Linked DNA regions of Homo sapiens: region 1 is linked to region 2. Evidence: chromatin contacts called from ENCODE Hi-C or POLR2A ChIA-PET data. All regions are on one chromosome and are shown on one strand. The core of a region is the stretch at or near the end of the contact, and the rest is flanking DNA. Distances in the headings are between cores, read along the strand shown.

Evidence for each region. A loop is a pair of places that touch in the nucleus more often than their neighbours do. ChIA-PET counts read pairs that join two places held with the same protein, here RNA polymerase II (POLR2A). Pooled maps may share reads with other maps.
Region 1: a loop to region 2 is called in a map of B cell, with 12 times the contacts of the local background. The contact joins two enhancer-like sites. A Hi-C loop is called at or near these places in 12 of 168 maps with a recorded cell type or tissue (B cell, IMR-90, PC-3 and 7 more), 11 of 37 single-sample maps with no recorded cell type and 16 of 50 pooled maps. POLR2A ChIA-PET finds 5 or more read pairs at or near these places in 11 of 52 experiments (A549, AG04449, B cell and 7 more).

What each region holds. Positions count from the first base shown.
Region 1 is chr1:41,661,167-41,664,499 of GRCh38, reverse strand. All of the region lies in intron 2 of HIVEP3 (HIVEP zinc finger 3), which reads left to right. Among named protein-coding and RNA genes, the nearest start is that of EDN2, 180 kb to the right of the region's middle. RefSeq lists a silencer at 1,518-2,397. Within about 2 kb of position 1,804, at least 31 of the 41 ENCODE cell types and tissues checked have a DNase peak (open chromatin) inside an H3K27ac peak, as active enhancers do; they include B cell, where a contact is called at or near this core.
Region 2 is chr1:41,621,849-41,624,923 of GRCh38, reverse strand. All of the region lies in intron 3 of HIVEP3 (HIVEP zinc finger 3), which reads left to right. The region is part of intron 1 of LOC128125817; the gene reads left to right. Among named protein-coding and RNA genes, the nearest start is that of EDN2, 140 kb to the right of the region's middle. RefSeq lists enhancers at 1,379-1,548, 1,709-1,798. Within about 2 kb of position 1,488, at least 3 of the 41 ENCODE cell types and tissues checked have a DNase peak (open chromatin) inside an H3K27ac peak, as active enhancers do; they include B cell, where a contact is called at or near this core.

The sequences.
Region 1 (3,333 bases), core at 555-3,054, 39 kb before region 2:
GGGCAAGTCTGTAGAGGCAGGAACTATTGAGTTGCCTGTGGCATCATGGAAGGTGACCAAATCCATTGGGAGGGTCCCTTGAGGCCAGGCCACCTCTCAAAGGGGAGGAGGATGTCATTCAACTTGGGGCAGGAGCAAGGCTGTCATCTGAGCCTGTGTGTGTGAATGATAGAAAGTCACCCCTCAGGGCATATGAATTATAACAAGGCACCCACCTCCTCTGCCTGGAGTTGCTTTCAGACAGAAAACGGGAAGCAGGACAGTGGGGGCAGGGCAGGAGTGGAGTGAGGAGCAGGAATCTGTCCCAGGGGGCACCCCACCCCAGTTGCCCTGCTCAAGAGAAGGACCTGTATCAAGGGCAGGCTTGGATTCAGGGTGTGAAGGACAGCTGGAGGGGGTGGAGAAGACATTTCAAAGGGAAAGCCTGTATGAAGACCTCAAGAAGTGGAAACTGGTGCAAAGTGGTGCGTGTTGGGGGTGGTGGCTGGGCAAATGGCAGGATGGGCTGAGCTCTGGGAGATGCAGCTGGTCCGTGGGGCCTTGCATGCCAGATCAGGAAGTGTGGTCCTTCCCTTTGGGGCTTTGTCAGAAGGAGGATGACCCAATTAGAGCTGGGATTGGGCCCTGGGAGCTGATGGAAGTTGAGAGAGACTGGGGTGGTGGTGATCCACAGAACAGCTGGGCAGCTTGGCAGCTGGTCAGTGGGTTTGCAATCGTGTACGTGAGTGTGCAGACCCATGTCCAGCTGCAATCACACCTGCCTTGACTCTCTGCAAGCCCTGGAGCCATAGCTTCCTCCTCTCTGCCCCTAGGAATGTAGTGCCTCTTAGAAGGTGGGGGTTCCCTCCATTAAAGCTGGGGGTCTGGGAGGAGTCTATTTGCTCTGATCTGGCTTTGGAGGAAGGGTGGCAGCTCTATCAGAGGCTGTTGTATAAAGGCACACAAATGCCCAAGGTCACTAATCCGCCCTTTGGGCCTAGAGAAGTTGAGGGCATGACTTTGGAGCCAGAGGAAACCTGGAGCCTCCAAGGATCCCCCTGGAAACTTGGGTCAGCATAGTGCTTAGTTCCCCTGTGGGGCCTCAAACTTTCATGACCCTGAAAGGGAGTGCTTGGTTAAATTCTGCATCCTAGGCACTTAACTTACCTCACTCTAGTCCTGGCTTAACCCCACTCTACACCCCCGACCCCCAGCTCCATTGTCTCCTCCTGAGGCTGTTCCTGGAGTCAGCCAAACCCAGGGCCAGCCCTGGTTCCACTGTGGCAGAGGGTTGACCTCTGCCAAATAACCTCTGGTGGGCATCAGTGAAATAACAGATCACGGAGAGAGATCTCAGGGTCCTGGCCTTCCCGCAGACCTGTGGAGGCCTGGCTGGGAACTGGCTCAAGTGTGCTTGATCCTGGCCAGAGCAAGGACCAGAGTGACTCAGGCCCAAATCCCGAGATCCAGCAGCTTCTGGTAAAGTCAAGCCATTGGGAAGCCCCGGGGTGTCCCCCGCCCCCACCCCAGGCCTGAGCCCAGGGAGGCCCTGGCAGGCCCGCCCCGCCCAGAGCTCATTAAAGCGGATTCCCGCCTGGGGAGGCGCGGGCTTCCCGGAGCCCGGCTGGCACCCAGGGGGAAGGCGGGGAGCGCACACTTTGGGGACGGCGATGGACTCCCGCTGGGCCCGGGTGCGACCAAGGCGTGGCGCAGAGTGGCAGGGCCCCGGCGGCGGCGACAGGGGCTTCCCTGTCTGCCCTCCCTAGAGGGCCCAGGAGGAAAAGACAGCGCCGGAGCCGGGGCGGGCGCGGAGGGAGGGGCGGCGCCCGGAGTGACACGGCCTGTCACCGAGGAGGCCGGCGCGCAGACCCTCCCCGCGGCCGCCGGCAGCCAGGGATTCCCCGGGCGAGGAGACCCTCCCCTGGCAGCCGCCAGCCGCGCCCGGGCCCATCTGCGACCCCGGCCGCGAAGGCATCCCGGGGTGGCCAGCAGTGAGGCCGAGCGGACGGGAGAGGCGCCCCGGGCCGGCGGCGGGGTCCCCGTGCTCGGCGACAGGAAACTCTGGGGAGTGAATGGAAAGAAGTGGGTGGTCCGGCCCCTGCGACTTCCCCTGACATCACTGCCCAAATAAGGAGCTTCCAAGCGGCCGCGGGGCGGCCCGGAGCCGCGCCCGCCGCCGGCGCCCGCCCGCCAGCCCGCCCCGCGCCCACCCCGCGCCGCGTGGGCCGCCAGCGAGCGCCTGGGGCACCGCCGGGCGGAGCCGAGCCGGGCGGAGCCGAGCGCGCGGGCGCTGCCGAGCCGCGCGGAGGCCGGGCGCGCAGCCCAGCGCAGCCCAGTCCAGCGCGGCGCAGCCCAGCCCAGAGCAGCGGAGCCTCGGCCGCCCGCAGGTAAGCAACGAGCGCCCCGCGCGCCGCGCCCCCGCCGCGGCCTGGCAGCCCAGGGACCGGGCACCGCCGAGCGGGCGGCAGAGGGACCGGAGGGAGCCGCGTCGGTGGGAGAGGGCTGGGCGCGGGCGCGCTTGCAGTAGTGCGTCGGTGCCAACTCCCGGGACCCTTGGAGTGAGGGGCCCCGGCTTCTTCGCAGCCTGCGGTGGCCTGATGCACGCGCTCTCAGCCAGCGTTTTCCAGACACTACTTCTGTCACCACCCTAGGGCGACACAAGCGTTCCCGCGTTCACACACTTCTCTGGCACACTCGCGCCTGGCACGGCCGTTGGCGTGCACAGCCTCCTGTGTCCAGCGCAGACTCTCACCCCGGCGCGGCGCTCACCCCTCGCACCCACGCATACCGTGGGACACGGCACACCCGGCGGGAGCTGCTGAATGGGTTTGGCAGCCCTAGCTTCCCCCAAGGCCATGCAGTTTCAGTCTGTCAGAGCCCACCAGCCTGGGGCTCCTCGGGGCTCATTGGGAGTGAGTTAAACTAGCATTGCTCTGGATCCTCCGAGGAGCCCCTCCTCCCGGCATAATGACAGCTGGCACTGGGGGTACATCCTAGCGGGTTGTACCTGGCATGGTCAGGAGGGTGTGGCGACTGGGAGAGATCTACTCCCACTTCACAGCCTGGATGTTTCCAGAGCGGCTTCTACTCCAGGGGCATTTCTGAGAGCACCCTCCCCAACCCCCCTTAATCAGAGCAGGGTGCTTGGGCTTCAGACAGAAGTGGTGGTGGCTGCAAAACAGGTGCAGATAGCATCAGCCTTGGCATCTTGCAGGGATCTCTGCATAGTGGCCACAGTTGTTTATCTATAAAAATATAATGTATTGATTGATGTTTCATCAAGGACATAGGGGAAACTGATAGAGCCAAATTATGGGTCTATCCCTTAGTGACTCTGGGCAGACTCGTTCGTCT
Region 2 (3,075 bases), core at 239-2,738:
AAAGTGCTGGGATTACAGGCGTGAGCCACCGCGCCTGGCCAAGGAATTCTAAATCAACATCCATAACATGATGTGAATGGTGACAGATTGTTAACAGCTTGCCTTAAAGCCACAGAATGGTCTTCAGTTCAACATTATCTGGGCATTTGGGGAGGAGTAGAAGGGAATTCTGGTTTGCATCAGTGACAATATCCAACAACTGCTTGAATTCCTTCCTATTACACACATAAGTCAGACAGGAAGCCCCACAATCATTTATGATATTTTCATGATAATCCACATAATACATTGTCTTGTCATTGAAAGCTTCAGAGTGTACTTGCTTGTATGGTTTTGTGTACGCATATAGAGTCCTGAATTTAAAAAATGACAACACAAAGATACCCAGTGAAGAGCTCCACTCTTCCTAACTGAAGATACATTTCAACGGTGAAGGTCAAGATCTACCCAGACCTTCATCTGAGGTCTGCACAAACCAAATTAAACCGGCAGCACTTGTTGGCTATATTCAGTGTGTTCCCATGTGCTATAGAGCATGTTTGAATGTGTGTACGTGCTCGTTTTCTGTTAGAATAGGAGTCAAACTGTACTTTTAGAATAACATGCTCGTGGAACATTTGGAGAGCCTCTGAAACACTTTCATGGAACACAATTTGGAGACTACCCCTTCAGCAAATATTGGTGGTTCTCATTTTTGTACTGGAGGATAATGGAGGGGCCACGGATGCTGAGAGTTGGAGGCAGAGGAGGAAGGAGGAGAGATGGGGAGGGGAGAAGTTGAGGTGATGCTGTGGAGAGTGCAGTCAGTAGTGGAAATAGTACTCTTCGCAACCCAGGGAGGCCATGTGAGCTTCTGCTGAGGCTTGGGAAGTCTCCTAGCAGTTGTTGATGAGCAAACTCAGCTCCTGGGGCTGCTTTAATGACCTCTGGCCCGCGCCTTTGAAGAAAAGGTGCAGAAGAGCGTGGAGCAAGGTAAACATGTGTGCAGAGAAGTGGGGGTGGGGAGCATACACGTCACTCTGATCGGCATGCAGAGAGCCTCTGTGGCCATTCAACAGGTCAAGGTGTGAGGCAGTGGGGAGGAAAAAGGATACCCGAGGGGCCAGGAGAATCAGCTTGCCAAACCAGGGCTGGCACAGGAGGAGGAGGGCCTGGAGCATGGGCCGTGTTTGTGAGAGACCGGCGTGGGGTTGGATGTCAGGTTCCCTGGATGGTGGTGGCTGGGATTGCACATTGGCCTTAGGCATTTGAGGCAAAGCCCACAGACCCAGGAATGAAACCCAGGAGTCCTGACTCCCAGGCCACCTGCCCTTCACTCAGTGGGTGCAAGGAAGAGAGCCAGGCCTGGTGGTTTTTGGAGGCCATGGGCTAGAGAAGCCTCAAGGGGATAGAAAAACCCCTGTGCTTTCTGAGGTTGTGCTGCTCACCCCATAGAAAAGGGACATTTTTAGGTTTTAAAAGGATGACCTCATTTTTTTCTTATTTACATAGCCCTGTTTGTTTATATAGCCCTTTAAAAATAGCAAGTGTGTGCTAAGCTTAGTGCTCTCTCTCCCACCACCAGTGGCAGAGCCACTGTGTGGGGAGAAACACCTTTTTATCTTGGAGAGGGGCAGCCTTGTTTCTGAGGACAGATGGGAGCAAAACGGGACAGGTAGGAAGTTTCGTGGTTTCTCGTGTCGCTTCTCCAAAATAGCCACACTGCTGCCTCCCACTTCCTGCCTGACTCGGCTGGGGTAGATTTTCTCCTTTAGAGGATTTGTGTTCTGTGTATTCCCAGGGAGGCTCGAAGGGATCTGTTGCCAAAAACATGCTTGACACTGAAGCCCTGGAGCTTGGCACTGAGGGCCCCAGCTCAGGTTTGGACCACTGGGTTTGCATCCGGGCTCTGTCTCATACTGGCTGCGTGACCTTGGGCAAATGACTTCACTTCTCTGTGCCTCATCAGTAGGATGGAGATAACAACTCTAGCTATATCCAGCAGTTACTCTGCAGATTAAATGAATATGTGTAAAGGGCACAGCCCAGTGTGGGCACATAGCAACTCTTAATGAATCTCTTAATAAAAAACAGCAATGTTGTTGTTGATCTCCATCCCCTACCTGGAAAACTGTACCAGCCTCCCAGCCACCTTCCCTTTCCCCTGGCTTGCCTGCTCCAGCACATCCCAGCATGATCCGAGAGTGATAGAAACGTGAAACACAAATCTGACCCTGCTATCTGCTGCTTAAAATCCACCCATAGCTTCCAGCGTCTATGGCAGGAATGAGCATTCTTTTGCTCTGAATGGCCAGATAGTATTTGAAGCTTTGCCGGGCATATAGTCTCTCTTGACTTTGTCATTGCAGCCTGGAAGCAACCACAGATAATATGTAAAAAATGGGCGTGGTTGTGTTCCAGTAAAATTTTATGTACGAAAACAGGCAGCCGGCTGGATTTGCCAACCCTTGACCTACAGGATGAATCCAGACCCTTAGCTCAGCATTCCCAGTTCAGCCTGTTCCCGTTATCTCCATCCTTCTTCCTCCCCCACCCCTGCTCTTGTGCAGAACATGTCACACTTTAATCCTTTGCGTGTGCTGCTCCCTCTTTCTGAGTTTTCCTTCCCTGCCCCCTGAGTGCCCCTTCCCCATGGCATTAGGACCTTTACTCTGGGATTCTGTGGTACCCTGTCTTTATTTCTACCCTGGTCATATATGCAAGTTCCATCTGTCTCTCCATGAGAGGGGCTCCCCTCTAGGCAGGGATTCGGCCTTCCTCTTCTGTACACCCAGCAGGGTGCTGCTGTATAGGTTTCTGCAGGTGCTCAGTAAGCATTTGTTATTGAACCCAAGGATCTGCAAGATGGATGGTTGGCCTCAGGGAGCTCACAGTCAGCTTAGAAAGCTAGGATATGAGCCAGTCAAAAGCCAGCCAGCAATCCAGGCAGGAAATGATGATGGTCTGTGTGTTTGGCCCTAACTGATGTCAAGTGGAGATTCTGAGCTTGATAGAGGAAGGTGAAGGCATTTGAGTTGGATGTTGCAGGGTGGGAAAGAGACTTGCAGAGATAGGGAGGTCAGGAAGTCTTTCCAA